Regions from separate parts of the Homo sapiens genome. Here region 1 is linked to region 2. The links are chromatin loops, found by intact Hi-C in ENCODE. Cell type or tissue: sigmoid colon. All regions are shown on one strand. Each heading gives the region's core, and the rest is flanking DNA. Links, peaks and the distances in the headings are about the cores only.

What was found. Peaks named below come from ENCODE experiments on the same cell type or tissue, not always from the same donor. Only the 100,000 strongest peaks of a DNase experiment are listed, where the experiment ranks them.
Region 1: it touches region 2 in a loop (2.0-fold over the local background); 6 of 110 quality-filtered maps call a loop at or near these places.

The regions. Positions count from the first base shown.
Region 1 is chr12:47,103,050-47,112,288 of GRCh38, reverse strand. It overlaps PCED1B (PC-esterase domain containing 1B), which reads right to left. Exons shown (of 4, transcript NM_138371.3): 2 at 8,094-8,176. Among named protein-coding and RNA genes, the nearest start is that of AMIGO2, 28 kb to the right of the region's middle. In sigmoid colon, for the core only: no CTCF peak of the experiment used is centred there; no DNase peak of the experiment used is centred there.
Region 2 is chr12:47,153,744-47,162,982 of GRCh38, reverse strand. The region is part of intron 2 of PCED1B (PC-esterase domain containing 1B); the gene reads right to left. Among named protein-coding and RNA genes, the nearest start is that of MIR4698, 29 kb to the left of the region's middle. In sigmoid colon, for the core only: no CTCF peak of the experiment used is centred there; no DNase peak of the experiment used is centred there; H3K27ac peaks cover 288 bases.

The DNA.
Region 1 (9,239 bases), core at 610-8,609, 51 kb after region 2:
AGAGGAATCCCCTGATGCAAGTTTGGCAGAAGTTTCCCTTGGATAATAGATAGGGAGTGTATCAAGTAATTCCAGATTTTATGCTGTGCTTGGTGCAGTATTGGCCATAGAACAAGTGTTAAATAAAATAATAGCAACATATGACATGGAAAGCCTGATTGATTCTCCTATTCTTACTGCTAAACCCACATACCAGATGGTAATACACACCCATAATCAAGCACAGAGCTCGCGTGGGCTGGGGGTTGGCAGCTCTGAGTCAGGTGGGCTGCCTTTTCTCTGGCCATCTTATGGAGGGGCTACACGACCCCCACCAACAGCTTATGAGGGGCAGTGCCGGTGCCTTTGAGCGATCAGAGAACCCATGAATGGATAATCCATGAATGATACTGAATTCCTTCAAAGATGTACAAAATGACATCGGCTCCCTTTACCATGAGAAGAAGTGACTTTCTAATAAGATCTGTAAATAAACCGAGGTACCTCAGCTAGAACAAGCACAGCTGGTTGCTTATGAGACACTTGGAAGTATTTATTGGCTCTTTAAAAAAAATTTACCTTGAAGACATTATGCTGAGTGAAATAAGCCAACCAAAAGAACAAACACAGAACAATTCCACTTAAAAGGGGTATCTACAGGAGACAAACTCACAGGCAGAAAGTAGAAATGTGGTTGCCAGGGGTTGAGGGTAGGGAAGAATTAGGAGGTTTTTTTTTAATGTGTTTGGAGTTTCGATTTTGCAAGACGGAAAGAGTCTTGTGGGTGGATGGTGGTGACAGTGGCACAATAAAGTGAATGTACTTAAGGCCCCTAACTGTAAATTTGAGAATGGTGAAGATGGCAAATTTTGTGTTATGTGTATTCTACCACAATTTCAAAATATGTAAATAATATAGACATAAAAATCTAATAAGTACTTATTTCTTCTGATGATCAGTGAAAACCATGGTGATCTTTCTCCCATCCTAAAATAATAGCAGATGCATTTTGAAGCATTTAAAGGCAGTCTTCCAACACTCTAATACAGGTGTTGGTTCCCCTAGAAAGTGAACTCATCTAGGGCAGAGTGATGTTGTTCTGATCTTTATGTCCTTGTGGCTTTGTGATCTTTATGTCCTTGTGGCACAGGTCCTTGAAACATGAGAGTCATAGCATCCTTGGGCTTCTATTATTAAGGCAACCCAAATGTTAAATAGACTCTTCAGTTGTACCAAAAATCAATTTTTCAGAAATCAGACCACTTACAAAGCAATTGAATTCAGTGGGAGGAGAAATGTATTTCTCTTTGAGATTTGAAGTTACATACATCAAACTTCAAAGAACACCAGAGCATTCTTTCATGCTGCATATGGTTTTTGAACTGAAGAGCTCAAACCTCTGGTGCTATGACCTCATGTTTCCCTGCAACTGTGATGCGGGACATCAAACTTCACGTTGGACCAAGCTTTGTGTGTGTTTGTCATTGACTCAGCAGAGAAGAACCTGATCAATAATCACCTGAAAGAAGACACTAGTTACATCTAAAAATGAAGCTCATGTTTGCATGATCAAAGCAGCTTCTCAGGGAACCTCATACCTTTCATTGATTATATTTCTGATTAGTGACACAGACGGCTCCCAAAACATTTCTTACTTGAAATTCAAGATGAGGCTGCTTCTCTTGCATTTATAGATTCTGCCATGCAATTAAAGTTTTATGGAGTATCTTTGTGTATTAAGGGTTTTGTCTCCCCAGTAATGTCTCCTAAGTCACTTTTGCAGTAAAAAGATCATATTTTATTAGTAAATTTGGGCTAGATCCTATGTTGAACACATTGTCTTTGTTAACCACAAACTGTTACCAAACACTTCCTGGGTGAAATATGTTTGCAATTCATAATTAATTGATTGGCTGAATCCTATGGATTGCGTAAAAATTATTTATTGAAGTGGAACCCTATTGCGCTTTCCTCTTTGTTGACAAAAGCTCACATTATGGCCTCCAAACACAGCATTTTTGTTTTTAACCTCAAAGTGGGGACAGAAGAAGTGGTTGCTGGCTGTCCTCTGGATTAGTGATTTACAGGACTAATTGTCCATTCATTTTACCCCTCACTTCATCCAGTTTTCAGCTCAACAAAAGCACATATTGTTTCATTTAGAGACATGATCCCCATAGGAGGAGAGGAAAAAGCAAGAAGATTCATGAATGATTCTGGCCACTAACAAACATCTTCCAAGCCAACCATTCAGGCCAATTCTAAACTCCATTGCTGTGTGTGGCAACATGAAGTAGAATCTCCATTTTACTAACTTAAAAATCACTAAAGAGTTTGATATACTGCCCAAATTTCAACATGGTTTAGAATCATAGAGGTGTTTACTACAAGGGATACCAGAGATCATCATGTTCAGTGATTCCCATTCTTGGTTCCATATGAAAATCACCCGAGGCACTTTTTAAAAGTGCTGATGCATAGATCCTACTCCCAGAGATTCTTATTTAACTGACCTTAGGATGCAGTATTTAAAAGTTTTAATAGCCTTTTAAAAAAGTTTTTCAGGTAATTCTATTGCACCCCCTTCTCTCCTTGCACAGGCCTGGCACATAACTAGTTTTCAATGAATATGTTATAAATGCATGACTGAATAGAGATAAATATGAGGGAACACATTATTTCCACATATGGAATTTTATAGAGATGGAATAAAACAAAGAGCCAGAAACAACCATTACATTTTTTGAATTTTGAAAATTTCTGAAATTCCAGAAACTTGCCATTTTCTTCCTAAAATGTCAAATCTCCTCATCATCACTCTAAGTCTCTTTTTCCCAGAATCCTCAACTAAAACCACCAGGCAGGTGTAAGATAGAGACAAAGAGGGATGGCTTTGCCTGTGAAGACTTTTAAAGACAATAATAAACCAATTAAAACTAAAAAAAAAAAAAAAAGTTTTTCAAGTACTTGTAATGTGTAGCCAGGGTTGAGAATCACTGATATAGCTCAACTTGCCACCTGCCTCCATTTACAGAGAGAGGAAGGAAAGTGGTTTGCTGAAAGTTGCAAGAAGACTGGCAGCAGTATGCAAGCAGGGACTTCTACATCCTAAATCTAGTACTTGAATCTTCTTGAAAATTTCTTCTACAGTATTCTGCCTCCAATTCTGTTCTTTGGAAAGTGCAAAAACATAAGTAGAGTACTATCAAGTAGGTGATTTTCATTCAACCTAGAATAATTCCAAATTGAGATTAAAGGCCAACTGGAAAGTTTATTTTAGTTTTCATTTCAAGACCTGAATCATGATTAATCCAAAAGATGAAAGAATTCCATCTGTGGTGAGGACTCTGCCAAAGGAAGACAAACAAAAGTTGGTGTGTGCCCCGAAGTATTACATACTTGTAAAATTATTACTATTATTTTTTGTAGAGACAGGGTCTCACTATATTGCCCAGACTGCTCTCAAGTAATCTTGCCTTGGCTTCCCAAACTGCTAGAAGTACAGGTGTGAGCTGCCATGCCTAGCCATTAAAATTAAACAGATTAATCAGAGGCATGAAGTTTAAAGAAGAGAAGAAAACAAAATGAAATAATAAGAGTGGTTGTAATGAAAGCTGGCCTTGGACTGATTCTAAAGATGATGCCATTCTGTTGTAAAACTCAAGTAATGAAAGCCTAAGAGAAAATGCAAAGGGCCAATAAATATGTGAAAAGATGGTAGGTCTCACCAGTGGTCAGAAAAATAAAAATTAAATTGCAATTTAATCGAAAAGATTAGGAAAAGTACAAAGATGATCATACAAGCCTGGCGAAGATGTGGGGAAAAACACAATCTGATGTACATTTGGGAACTGTTTTGCTTCCAGACAGAATCTGAACAACAGGAACGTGTAGGGTGCAGAAGATTCTGGGAGAGGAAGTCATTGGGAAACAGCTGTCATCAACTGTCATTGCCATTTAGATAGCTGAGCCAGTATGTTTAGGTCCTTGTGTGTGGTGAGCATGGGCAGCTTCTAAATCAGCACCTGAGAAGCTCATCAGCACTCAGGCTACTTTCCCTGTGTTTTGCCTCCTGCTCACATCCTAAGTCCACTCTAGCAGCAGATCTCAGGGTTATCCAACTGGAAAAAGCAATGCTTACTCACCTGTGTCTATCTGGAAATCCTCATCATCTTGCAAGTCAACAATTTGCATCCTCCTGGATAGGAGGCTTCCCACCAGCTTGGTTGCTGCCTACTGTTTACTGAGGGCTCTCACTGGTACTAGGCATACCATTTTACTTGCTCATACTGTCATTTTGTACTCCAACAATCCTACAAAATAATAATTATTTACATCCTTATTTTATATATGAGAAAACTGAGGTCCAGAAAATTTAAATGTCTCTCCTAAGGACACCCAGCATGTAATTAGCAATAAAGATCCTCATTTTTCTGGTTTAGGAGTCTTACCTGATGTAAAAGAGAAGTTTTGGGAATTAAGACATATTTACTTTTCTACCACTTTCCTCCTTAGGGGGACATTGTATCTGTTGTGGAACTGGCTAGTGGGTGGGAGGCTAGCCCAGGTCTAGTGACACCTGCACCTGAGCCTGAGTCCCCAGCTGGCATTCTCTCATCCCTGAGGCACTGCATCCTTCCCTGCCAGGGTCACTGCCAGCCCCGTCTGCCTGTTGGTGCCTGTGCCACCTCCACTGCCACTGCTGCTGCCTGCTGGAGTCTGGCCTCTCTGCCCAAGTTGGTGTCGGGGGCCATACCAAGGCCCTTCTAGTGCTCTAACTTCGATGCATTATACTTTCTGCTTCTTCTGGGAAAATGGTCACAATCTCAACATGTTCACCCCACTTTACTCTCTTAAATTTGGGCCCTTCGGCCTGCCATCTATCAGCTCCCTCCCTGTGTCCCATGGAGAACAAGAGAGAAGCCTTCCTCCTCCTATGGCAGAGTTTATGCTGTCCCTTCTCTCACAGACATGCCGGGAGAGGCAATACAATGGTTCATGGATACAGGAGAGACTTTGACCCCACCAAGATTCCCAGCCTCTTGATATGGATGTGGCACAGTGCACCTAGGCTTACGGTGTTTGGCCCCGGCATTCACCAATCAAACTTTAGGAGAATCTTTCATGAACATGAATCAACAATGAAGAATATCAAGGTTGACACTCGCCCACCCCTAACTCTGAACAAAGAATCAGGGCACTTGGTATCATGAAGAATTGCTTCAAGGAGATTAACCAAGAAAATCAGAACTTCAGGACTTCCTATGCTTGAGCCCTGGCCGGGTAACTGAGATGGGGGTAGGGGACGATCTGCAGGAGCCCTCTGCCATTATTGGGGCATCCCCTGTCCAGAGTGGGTTCCTAGGAGGCAGAAAGGAACAGGACTTGGGGAAAAGGTGCCACAAAGGGAAGGCTGCGGGCCCCGGAAGCAGAGGAAGCAAGGCCCTAATGTATGTTTGCCAGAGGTGGAGGAAAGCAATTTCACCTGGATGAGAGGCAGAGACTGACAAAGAAAAAAAAAGCTGGAGGAAAAAGAAAAAGAACATGCTCTAACAGGAGAGATTTATTTTTTCTTTTAAACATTTTACAGAAAAGATAGAGAAGCGGGGAGGAGGGAAAACAGAGAAGTGAGGCTGATGGGTCCCTTGTGGGGAGGGGCCCCATAAAGGAGATGGGCGCCCAGGGACCCTATGAGGAGGCTCGACGCCTACAGTCTGGGGCCTGGGATGACAGACATCATGGGCAAGGCAGGTTGAGAGGCGCGTTTGCTGATGCTTTTCCATGACTTCACCTTATCCTGAGCACCAGGTCAGAGGGCTGTTCCGAGGGAGCTGGGGAACTCCTAGAAGTCTATACTTTCTCATAGGCACCCACTTTTCTTCCCATTACGCAACTCGCACCCCTAGGCTAAGGTGTCTTCAACACAAAGATTACCTCAAGGTTAATTATTTAATTCTACAAACAAGAAAAATAATGCAGTAAAGGGAAATGTGAATAATTTATCTGAGAAAACAGCTCTTGACTTTAAAAAGAGAAAATGGAAAACACCAAGTCTTTTACTTCAGCTATAAAAATGGTCCTTTTTTGATAAAAATGTGTATTTTGAAAAATAAATAAATAAAATGGTCTTTGTGGACTCTTGTGGCCAAGCAGAAAGGGCACCGGGCCAGGAGCAAAGCATTTACCTTCTGGCAATGGACCTGTCACACACCTGCTGGGTGACTGTGGGTGAGTTGTTTACTCTCTAGTCTTGTTAGCTCCTCTGTAAAATGATGAAAGGATATTGAAGTTCTCCTCCAGATTTAAGTTTCTATTTGTGTTATAAGCTTTTTAATTAAAAATTGTACAATGCTAACGGCATCATTATTAGAATATCTAGAAAGTATTTCCCAACACTCACAAGAAAATGAAGTCACTGTAAGATCGTGTTTGTCATAATACGTGTCAATTCGCCTGTGCTCTTTTGAAAGCCATTGTCACTTTCCATCACTCCTTTAATCATGCACTGTATTCACTCTTTCTCCTTGTAACTTTTTCCTTCCACAAACAGCATTAAAGCTGCTTCTTACTAGAACCTTTTTAAAAGGGACAAAATATTTTCTCCAAAAAAATCCAACTAGGGTCGACTATTTTGGGTAAAGCAATGACAAAACAAATTTTAAGATTCAGTTTTGAGCAACAGTTTCCACCCCCTCTGCACATAATCATATAGCCACCCTCATGCATTTTATTTTCCTTTTCATAGGTCCCCATGACCTCAGGCCCTAGTCCGCTAAGTAATTTTCCTCCCATCAAGCCCATTTCTACCAATGCTGCATGCACAGCACTACACACTTTTTCTTTTCTGAAACACTGCTTCCACCCTTCACCATCTGTATTTATGCAGAATAAAGTCCAATATCTTCATGAACCCTCAGAACTTTCTTTCCGCACTGGTCTGTGTCTCTCTGAGCAGCTTTAGCCACCTGCACTCCCTTACACAGCCTGTTTCAGCCTGTCAGAAGATTCCCTGTTCTAGGCACATTCCAGACCCTCTTCACTTGAAACATCTCCCCCGCCGCCCCCCACCGCGTTCACTCTGTCAATCAAACCCCAGTCATCTTTCCAAACTCAGCGGAGACTCCCACTCCCCTCTGTATAGGAGCTTTCCCTGAACTCTGCATCTTGAAGGGTGCTGTCTCTGCTTTGTAAGGTCCACAGCCTGAAGCGGCAAAAGAAATGACCAAATTAGACTCAGAGATATTTCCCAATGGGGCTTGGATTTCCTTAGCAGAGTGAGTCCATTTTTAGTCGGCATGAGCGTAAGGTCTGCCTAAAATATGGTCAGATGAGACAGAAGTCAGAGTACAAAAGGAGGTCCCTGCCCAGTCTCCATGGTACAGGGCTGGGGAAGCCCGGGGCGAGCCGGCTTCCTGGGAGTTGGAGAACATGAGGAAGGGGCAGAAGCTGTGGGGCCTGGGATTGGAGGCAGGAATTCAGATTGCACCAGTGGAGGCTGCTGTGGGTGGCTTCACCTTCACTCACCAAGTGTGGTCATCTGGGTCCCGACTATTGTGGCTCTCTACCTTCTACCACCTCCACCCTCCAAAAAATCTTTTTAGAGTAATTAGAAGAGGTTTGGTGAAAGTTGAATTCCCTAAGGCCCTAGAGGTATGACTACTTGGGTTTTTTCCCTCCAGGGTACAACATAATTTACTCTTAATCCTTATTCCAATAGGCCAAAGGGAACTTTGTGATAACCTGCAAGTGGTTGTTTGGCTGTGGCCTGATACCCACAGCATTCAGGTGACTTGCCTGGGTGATAATGAAAATGATAATATAATTAACACATTACAGAGCTCTTACCATGTGGTAGACACTGTTGTAAGTATTGTCACTCATTCATGTTTTTAATGCTCATAACATTTCAATACAATGGTTACCATTATCATTCCAGTTATATAATTGAGAAAACTTTTAGTGTCAAAAGGTTAGCTGCTTTGCCCCAAGTCACACAGCTACTAAGTGTCAGAGTACAGCCCAATAACTAAGGTTTTCATTTTGTTTTGTTTCAATTTAGAGGAAGAGCCTTCGCCAAACCTTTTCTACCATGAAGCCAGGGGAGAAAAACTCACATATTTGTAGGAGGCAGAGTCTTCAACACTCCCCTGACTTTTCCTCTTATGGCATCCTCTGGGATCTTAGGGCCTCTCATTACCTGAAATGTGAAAATGGCATGTTTAATTATTCATTTTCCATCACCCCTAATGAGGGGATTAACTGTCTAGTGAAACAAAAGGAAATAGTCTGACCTTCAGGCTGCATGGATGTGATAATCACTAAAACCTCAAGTCAGTTTAAGCAGACAAATGAAAGGATTTTACTCATCTGGATGCACAGGGGCCATCGGGGTCACTAATTAAAGTCACATAATGGAGCAATGACAATGAGAAAATAAACGTGCTAAAAATTATGTTTCCTTAATTATGTGCACAGGTGCTCTACAGGAGTTTCCAAAGCTCCTTTAACTTACCTGATGTCTTACGGCTTTGAGCTTGGGTGGAGAAAGGGTAACAGGGCTGTGGCTTGCCGGGAAGACAGAGGAGGAGAGTCTGTGGGCATGGGGCAGGAGTCAATTCTGTCTCAGGTATGGAAGAGCATGAGGAAAGTAGAGGCTAACTTAGAGATCTATTAGTCACAACCTCAAGAACAACCGGTTCATTTTTCATTACTTGGTTGATTGGTTTGACCAAACGTTACTGTGGGAATGATTCGTGAACTATTCTGCTACATGGCATGTAAACACAGCCTTCTAATCTAGACCTTTGCTATTAAAATGGTCATAAATAGCTGCGAATTACTACTGTTGTGCAACTCGTGACTTCATCATGGCTTCTGGCAGTGCAGATGGGAGCCACATTCCAGGCCCTGCTGCAGTGCGCATCTTTCCCGTAACATTTAATGAGCACAGGGTGATTGGTGCTGCACAGATGACAAAATGGCATCCTCCTTGCCCTGTTCTCTTCCAAGATAAGACATTTTTAAAAGGCCATAAAGCCTTGAAAGTCTCCCCACACAGATATTGCGTGACCTATAAATATGCATCTGCTCAAAATATGGCAAAATGCATCACTATTAATAACTCCAAAGAGTCATGGAGATTCAGACAGTCCAATTCCTCTGCCAAAAGTTCAGAATGTTTGCTTAGTGCTTTGATTTTTTTTTTAAAACTCTGTTCTTGGTTTGCTTCAGTACATTTTCTATTTAGATACTCCACCGAG
Region 2 (9,239 bases), core at 712-8,711:
AAAATTCCAAAGATAGATATTCAGAAATAGAAAAACCCATCCTAAAATTCATAGGCAATCTTAGGTGGTCCCTGAATAGCCAAAGCGATCTTGCAAAAAAACAAAGCTGGGTGTAATACAATTTGGATATTTGTCCCTTGCAAATCTCATGTTGAAATGTGATCCCCAATATTGGAGGTAGGGCCTAGTGGAAGGTATTAGGGTCATGGTCGTAGATGCCTTATTAATGGCTTGGTGCCATCCTTGCAGTAATGAGTGCGTTCTTGTTCTATGAGTTACCATAAGATCTGCTTGTTAAAAAGAGTCTGGCCTCTCCCTCCTCTCTCTCTTTCTTGTTGCCTCTCTCACCATGTAGCATGCCTGCTCCCTCTTTGCCTTCCATCATGATTTTAGGCTTCCTGAGGCCCTCACCAGAAGCAGATATTGGCACTATGCTTCTTGTATACTCCGCAGAATTGTGAGCCAAAATAAACCTCATTTCTTTATAAATCACCCAACCTCTGGTATTTCTTTACAGAAATGCAAAGTAAACTTCTTGTACACACTGCAGAACTGTGAGCCAAAATACACTTCGTTTCTTTATAAATTCACCCAATCTCAGGTATTTCTTTATAGAAATGCAAAACAGATTTCTTGTACACTCTGCAGAACTGTGAGCCAAAATACACCTCATTTCCTTGTAAGTCACCCAACCTCAGGTATTTCTTTTATTTTTTTTTTAAGTATACTTTAAGTTTTAGGGTACATGTGCACAATGTGCAGGTTTGTTACATATGTATACATCTGCGATGTTGGTGTGCTGCACCCATTAATTCATCATTTACATTAGGTATATCTCCTAATGCTATCCTTCCCCCCCCCACCACCCCACAACAGGCCCCAGTGTGTGATGTTCCCCTTCCTGTGTCCATGTGTTCTCATTGTTCAATTCCAACCTATGAGTGAGAACATGCGGTGTTTGGTTTTCTGTCCTTGCAATAGTTTGCTGAGAATGATGGTTTCCAGCTTCATCCATGTCCCTACAAAGGACATGAATTCATCCTTTTTTATGGCTGCATAGCATTCCATAGTGTATATGTGCCACATTTTCTTACTCCAGTCTATCATTGTTGGACATATGGGTTGGTTCCAAGTCTTTGCTATTGTGAATAGTGCCGCAATAAACATATGTGTGCATGTGTCTTTACAGCAGCATGATTTATAACCCTTTGGGTATATACCCAGTAATGGGATGGCTGGGTCAAATGGTATTTCTAGTTCTAGATCCTTGAGGAATCGCCACACTGTCTTCCACAATGGTTGAACTAGCTTATAGTCCCACCAATGGTGTAAAAGTGTTCCTATTTCTCCACATCCTCTCCAGCACCTGTTGTTCCCTGACTTTTTCGTGATTGCCATTCTAACTGGTGTGAGAAGGTATCTCAACCTCAGGTATTTCTTTATAGAAATGCAAAACAGACTAATATAAAAGGATTCACACTTCCTGATTTCAAAACTTACTATACAGTTATAGTAATCAAAACACTGTGGTACTAGCATAAAGTCACACATATCCACCAATGAAATAAAAGAGAGAGCCCAGAAACATACCCTCACATATGTGGTGAAATGATTTTCAATAACGGTACTAAGATAATTCAATGGGGAAAACACCATTTTTTTAACAAATTGTGCTAGAAAAGTGGATATTCACATACAAAAGAATACCCAGTTTTCTGACACCATATGTCGCCTTATCTAACACCATATATAAAAATTAACTAAAAATGGATCAAAGATTGTCTTTGACTGCTTTGTGTTGCTATAACAGAATAACTGAGACTGAGTGATTTATAAAGAAAAGTTGACTTAGCTCATGGTTCTGCAAGCTGGTAAGTTCAAGAAAGATAGTGCCAGCATTCATCTGGCTTCTGGTGAAGGCTTTTGTTGCATGTGTTGCAATGCAACCTGGTGGAAGGTCAAAGGGGAAGTGGAAACATGTCAAGAGGCAAAACCTGAGGGGCATTCTGGCTTTATAACAACTCACTCTTGTAGGAACTAATCCATTCCTGCTAGAAGCAATTCAGTATTGTCAGAATGAGAGCACACTCACTACTGCAAGAACAGAACCGAACCACACACAAGGGCAGAGTCCTCATGACCCAGATACCTCCCATTAGGCTCCACCTCTTAGAGGTTTCACTTCCCAACATTGCCACAAAGGGAATTAAGGTTTCAATATGAGTTTTAGTGGGGAAAAACCATATTCAAACATAGCAAATAACTAAATGTAAAATCTAAAACTGTAAAAGTCTTAGAAGAAAATATGAAAATAGCATCAAAACATTGGATTTGTCACTGATTTCTTGGATAAGACATGAAAGATGCTGGCTGGGTATTGTGGCTCATACATACTCCCAAAGTGGCTCAGCACTTTGGGAGGTTGAAACATTGAAGATTGCTTGAGCCCAGGAGTTCAAACCAGCCTGAGCAATGAGTAAGACCCTATCTCTACAAAAATATTTGTTTAAAAAATTAGCTGGACATGGTGGTGCATTCCTATAATCCTAGCTACTCAGGAGGCTGAGACAAGAGGATTGTGCTTGAGGCCAAGTGTTCGAGGCTTCAGTGGGCTGTGATTGCACCACTGTACTCCAACCTGGGTGACAGAGAGTGATCCCATCTCAAAAAAAAAAAAAAAAAAAAAAAAGAAAAAGAAAAAGAAAAAGAAAGAAAAGAAAAGAAAAACAGCCAACAACAACAAAATAAACAAATTGGACTTCATGAACATTTAAAAATTTTGCAAGCAAAAAGAACAATGCTGGAGGCACCACACTACCTGACTTCAAGATATATTTCAAGGCTGTAGTAAACAAAATATCATGATATTGGTATACAGACAGACACACAGGCCAATGGAACAGAGTAGAGAACCCAGAAATAAATCCACGTATTTGCAGCCAACTGATTTTTGACAAAGGTGCCAAAAACATACACTGAGGAAAGGACATTGTCTTCAATAAATGGTGCTAGAAAAATTTGATATCTATATGTGGAAGAATGAAACTAGACCCCTATCTCTCACCACATACAAAAGTCAACTCAAGATGGATTATAGACTTAAACATAAGATCCGAAACTATAAAACTACTAGAAGAAAACATAGGAGAAACATTTTAGGACGTTGGTTTTGACAAATATTTTATGATTAAGACCTCAAAAGTACAGGCAACTGAAACCAAAAATAGACAAATGTGACTATACTAAACTAAATAGCTTCTGTACAGCAAAGGAAACAATCTACAGAGTGAAGAGACAATCCACAGAATGGGAGAAAATATTTGCAAAATGTTCATTCAATAAAGGACTAATATCCAGAATATACAAGGAAAACCGAGAGCTCAACAGTAAAAAAAAAGAAAATCCTATTAAAAAGTGGGCAAAAACCATGAATAGACATTTCTCAAAAGAAGACACACAAATGGCCAACAAAATGCTCTACATCACTAATCATCAGAGAAATGCAAACAAAAACCACAATGAGATATCATCTCATCCCAATTAGAATAGTTATTATCAAAAGACAAAAAATAACTAATGCTGGCAAGGATGAAGAGAAAAGGGAACTCTTATACACTGTAGGTAGGAATATCAATTAGTACAGCCATTACGGAAAACAGTAGGGAGATTTCTCAAAAAAACTAAAAATAGAACAACTACCATACAATCCAGCAGTCCCACTACTTGGTATTTATCCAGAGGAAAAGAAATCAGTATATTAAACGGATACCTGCACTCCCATGTTTACTGCAGTATTCACAATAGCAAGAATGTGGAATCAACCTAAGTGTCCATCAGTGGATAAATGGATAAATAAAATGTGGCATATATACATAATGGAATACTATTCAGCTGTAAAAAAATAATAAAATCATGTCATTTGCAGCAATATGAATGGAATGGGACTTATGTTAAGTGAGATAAACCAGGTTCAGAAAGACAAATATTGCATGTTCTTACTCATACGGGAGAGCTAAAAAAGTTCATGGAGATAGAGAGTAGAAAGATAACAGAGGCTATGTGTGGGTGGGGGCAGGAGATAAAGAGAGGTTGGCTAATGAGTACAAACACAGAAGGAATAAGTTTTAATGTTCAATAGCAGAGTAGGGTTACTATAGTTAATAACAATGTATTGCATATTTCAAAATAGCTAGAAGACTTGAAATGTTCCCAACACATAGAAGTGATAAATACTTGAGGTGATGGACACCCCAGTACCCTGACTTGATTATTACAGTCTATGCATGTAACAAAATATCACCTGTACCTCATAAATATGTACCAATATTGTCTATCAATAAAAATTGTGCATCAAAAGACAGTATCAACAGAGTAAAATACAACCCACAGAATGGAAGAAAATATTTGCAAATGATATATCTGATAAGGGATTGATATCTGAAATATAAATGGAACTCATAAAACTGAACAACAAAAAAGCAAACAACCCAATTCAAAAATGGGCAAAAGACTTTATAGGCATTTCTTCAAAAATATGCAAATGGCCAGTAAGGACATAAAAAGATGCTCAACCTCACTAATCATCAGGGAGATGCAAATCGAAAACTGGAAAGGGAGACCACCTCGCACCCATTAGGATGGCTACTGTAAAAAACAAAACAAAACAATTCCAGAAAATAACAAATGTTAAGCAAGGATATGGAGAAATTGGAACCCTTGTGCATTGTTGGTGGAAATGTAAAATGGTATGGTTGCTGTGGAAAACAGTCACAAACTGAAGAATTACCATGATCTAGCGATTCCACTTCTGGGAACACACACAAAAAAATTGAAAGCAGAGATTCAAAGAAATGTTTGTATAGCCATGTTCATAGCAGCATAATTCATAACAGGTAAAATGTGGAAGTAACCCTATTATTCATCAACAAATATATTCATCAACAAATAAATAGATAAGTGAAATGTGGTACATACATACAATTGAAAATTATTCAACCTTTAAAGGAAGGAAATCCTGACACATGCTACAACATGGATGAACTTGAGGATATTGTGTTAAGTAAAACAAGCCAGCTACCAAAAGACAAATACTGATTCCATTTATTTGAGATACTTATAAGTCAAAATCATAGAGACAGAAAGTGGTATACTGGTTGTCAGGAACTAGCAGAAGTGGGGAATGGAGAGTTATTCTGTAACAGGTACAGAGTTTCAGTTTTACAAGATTAAAATAGTTACAGAGATGGATCCTGGTGATAGTAGCACATTATGGGTGTATTTAACACACCTTTACACTGATCTATACATTAAAAAATGGTTAAGATGATACATTTTATGTTACATATATTTCCACAATGAAAAAAATTAGAAAAAAATTTAAATTGGAATATTTCAATATAATATTTTGAAGAGACAGGGCCTTGCTCTGTCGCCTAGGCTGAAGTACAGTGGCTTTATCATGGCTCACTGCAGCCACGTGACCTTCCTGCCTCAACCTCCCCAGTAGGTAGGATTGCAGGCACACACAACCATGCCTGGCCAATTTTTAAAGTTTCTTACAGAGACAGGGTCTCATTATGTTGACCAGACTACTCTTGACCTCTTAGTGTCAAGCCATCTTCCTGCCTTGGTCTCCCAAAGTACTGAGATTACAGGTGTGAGCCATCCCACCCAACCACAGATGGTTTCTGTCTTTATAATTCTGTATATTCCAAATTTTCACCAATGAATGTGAATTAATTTTGTAATTAATATAATTAACAAGATGGGATTTTTTATGTGTTCAGGGGTAAGCTCTACCTACAGGAAAAATTATATAGAGAAACCCATTCCTAACACAGTCTAACCATACTGTGTTAGACAATGAGGAAATGCTCTCTGTGTACCTGATGTTTGTTAGGTCCTGAATGTGCAAAAATAAAAGACATGGTCTCTGTCCTCATGGAGCTTAGACTCTAGAAGGAGACAAGTTTTACTATAATATTTATTGAGAACTCATTAGCATTAGGCATTTTACTTAGATCATCTCACTTAATCTTCACAGTAATTCTGTGAAGTAGATATTATTTTTGTCCTTTTACATAGGGGGAAGCTGAGGCTTAGAGAGGTCAAATGACTTGGCCAAGATCACAGCTAGTAAGTAACGAAGGAGAGCTTCAAACTCAGGCAGACCAGCTCCAGATGTTCTTTACCAAAATTGTCGCAGACAACTATGATCAAGGTAACATGTGCTAAGATAGAGGTAAATACAGAGTGTTATCGGAGCACTCAGAATGTGTGTCTAACCCATACTGAATGGAGGAAAGGATGCTTAAGGCTTCCTGGAGGAGGTGGTATGGTCACAGAACAGAACAGAAGTAGGAGTTGGGGCTAGAATAGGTTCTAAAGGGTGTTCCAAGCAGAAGCAGCCCTGTGTGCCCTGAGCCCAAGGGCATAGACTGTGGCACACTTAAGAATGCAAGTGGTTCAGTGTGGATGGAGCAAGGGTGCAAGGGAATGTGATGGCTTGAGAAGCAGGGAGCAAGACTGGAACCTTGTGAGAAAAGGACACATTTGCCTCATCCAATAGTATCGTGCAAAATGAAAATCTTTCTATCAGCTTTGCAGTGCTTGGTAAGAAAAAGGGTTGAGCAGGCTTGCAAAATCCTGTTCCTGTTTGACTGATTACTGCCATGGCAACCCAGCAGCAGCCAACATTGTCAAGGCCTCTTCTTTGGATACAATAATAAATAGTGATAAAACACTACCTCAAGGCTTTATATTTTTGCCATCAGTTAAAATTTTGTTCTTGGCTATGGTGAAGATGTTTTCAAATTACAGAAAAAAGGAAAAAGAAAAAGTATATTTTGAATAAAGTACTAGAAATTATGCATGTGCTTTAAGAACTTGAAGCCCTAACATTTCAGGAGTTCTGAAGGGGCTTTCTCCCTGCTATGAATAAGCACTTGGCAGAAGATAAACAATGATGCAGCACTTTGCAGTTTCACAAAGCATTAGCCCCATTATGTCTGTCATGATTTCTGGGGAGATGAATAGCCACCCCTTCTCCCCTCCTTTCACTTTTAACTCTAGCTGAAAGAGAGGAGCCAGTCTCACTATTATTGCTGGGTGACAACTGTGTGATGGGTGGGAACTTGTTTCTAAAACAATCCACAAATATTTAGATACAGTACCATTCTCAAAGACATTCCCAAATCAGGCAGCTTCTTCAAAAAGAGCAATTCCGTAGAGTAACCGAAGGCATCTCAGCTTTGAAGGGAGACCTAGCTGGGTTCCAATCTCAGCTCTCACTCCTGGCAGCTTCACCTTCATACTTTACCTAACCTCTAGGAGCTCAACTTCCTGCCTTGTAAAGTGGTACTTATACCTGTTTCCTTGCAATGTAGTTGAAAGGATTGGAAATAATGAATGTATATGTGGCAAGCAACATATTATTTGTTCAACAATTGGTCATAGCTATTGTTATGTATTCAGGGTCACAGACTCAGATGATAATTCAAATCATAAAACACCATGAAATGGCTTCGGCAAAAAGTTTGGAACCCTTGATTTACATATCATATTTCATCAATTCTACAACACAAGGTAACTTCACGTTTTCACATCTCTAAAACTGGGATGTCTCTCACAACATACAATGTGTCATATTTAATTGGCAGTGACTTTTCTTTCTTAGTTGATCATAAAATAATAGAGTGTCTTACAATGGAGAAAATCTTAGATTAGATGAAATAGGGTAGCTCCTTTCAGTATATGGAACATTTTACTTTGGTTATAAGCCAACAAATAAAAGAAGGAGCCAAATACAATTTCTATGCAATAAATCTCTGACAGAAAAGATAAGATTCATGGCAAGTACTCATCTCATCTTTCCGAACTATTGCAACCTGGCAACACATCTGTTCCTAAGAGAAGACATGTCAGAATCATCCATCCACTCAGTCTCCTATGTGATCCATACCATCTGGTGCCCTCGTTCTGCATCTCCTCACCCTTCTTCTCCCCACCCCATGGATTCCTGCTAAAACAAAACAAAACAAAAAATACTTAGTTTGAGATTTTCAAAGTTGTTTCTAAATGGAACCAGGCAAGAAAGTAATGAATATAATTTTACAGGCTTGCAGAAACAGGCTAATTACAGTCTTATTGTTGGGGGAGGCAGTAGGAAGATGCACACACACACACACACACACACACACACACATGCACACACACACCCCTCTGTCCTACACTACATATTTCTGCCTTGAGACTTCACATGATGATCCCCAGAACTAGAGCTCTAAGGGATTATGAGTAGTTGGGACTCCAGAGTTGCTGTTGTCACCTGCTTGGAAACAGGAGATCCACACACATACATTTACTCTTTTAGGTAGCAGAACCAGATTATAAGTAGGTTAGGAGGCACTTGACTGGGGAATCAATCTATGGAAGTGTTAAAATGTCATTGGCGAAAATTAGGACTATGATACCAACTAAGATTTTTAAAAGCAAAAACGCTTGAGGTTTTTGAAAGGGACTCTACGTGGTGGCTGAAACATAAAGTTGGTTCTGTTACCTGGAAAGGAGACACTGACCTCTAGAAGAAATGGTTAAAAACAAAACAAAACAAAACAAAACCCCAGCTCCCTCAGGTGCTAAGCATGATTCAAATGAGTGTTTTCGTAGTGCTCATAAGGAAGTCATAGAGTACACTTATGGGATGAGCTCCTGAAATTCTGTGCCTGAAATAAATACTTGTGGTAACTTAAAAGGACTACCAGAAACTGCCAAGGACCTACCATGTCACTCTCCTTACAAGCTAACAAATTAGCCTGCTACTGTTTCATGGATGCTGGTAGAAGATACGCGTTTCCTGGGTCAAATGGTTTGGAACAAAGGGCAGTCAGCGCCTTGCTTGCAAGTTGTGTAGAGACCCTGGAGAACTGTCTCCCATCAATGATGTAATACGTTAAATGCATGTGACATAGTGGAATATAGCATAGTAGGTCCCACCTCACTAAACAAATACATATTGAAACACATAGAGAAAGAATATCGGTGGAAAGGGGCAGAGATTGTAGACTATCTAGAAAGTCCACATGGTCCAGCTCTAGCCTGGAGCACAGCAGGTTTAGTCTTCCCATGGAAACAAACTTGAATGAAAAGGTCAGTTCATGGAGAAGGAAATAGGACAAGGGAAACAGAATTGTTCTTTTATTCTTTGTTCAGAGACATACATATTATTTATTTCATAATTC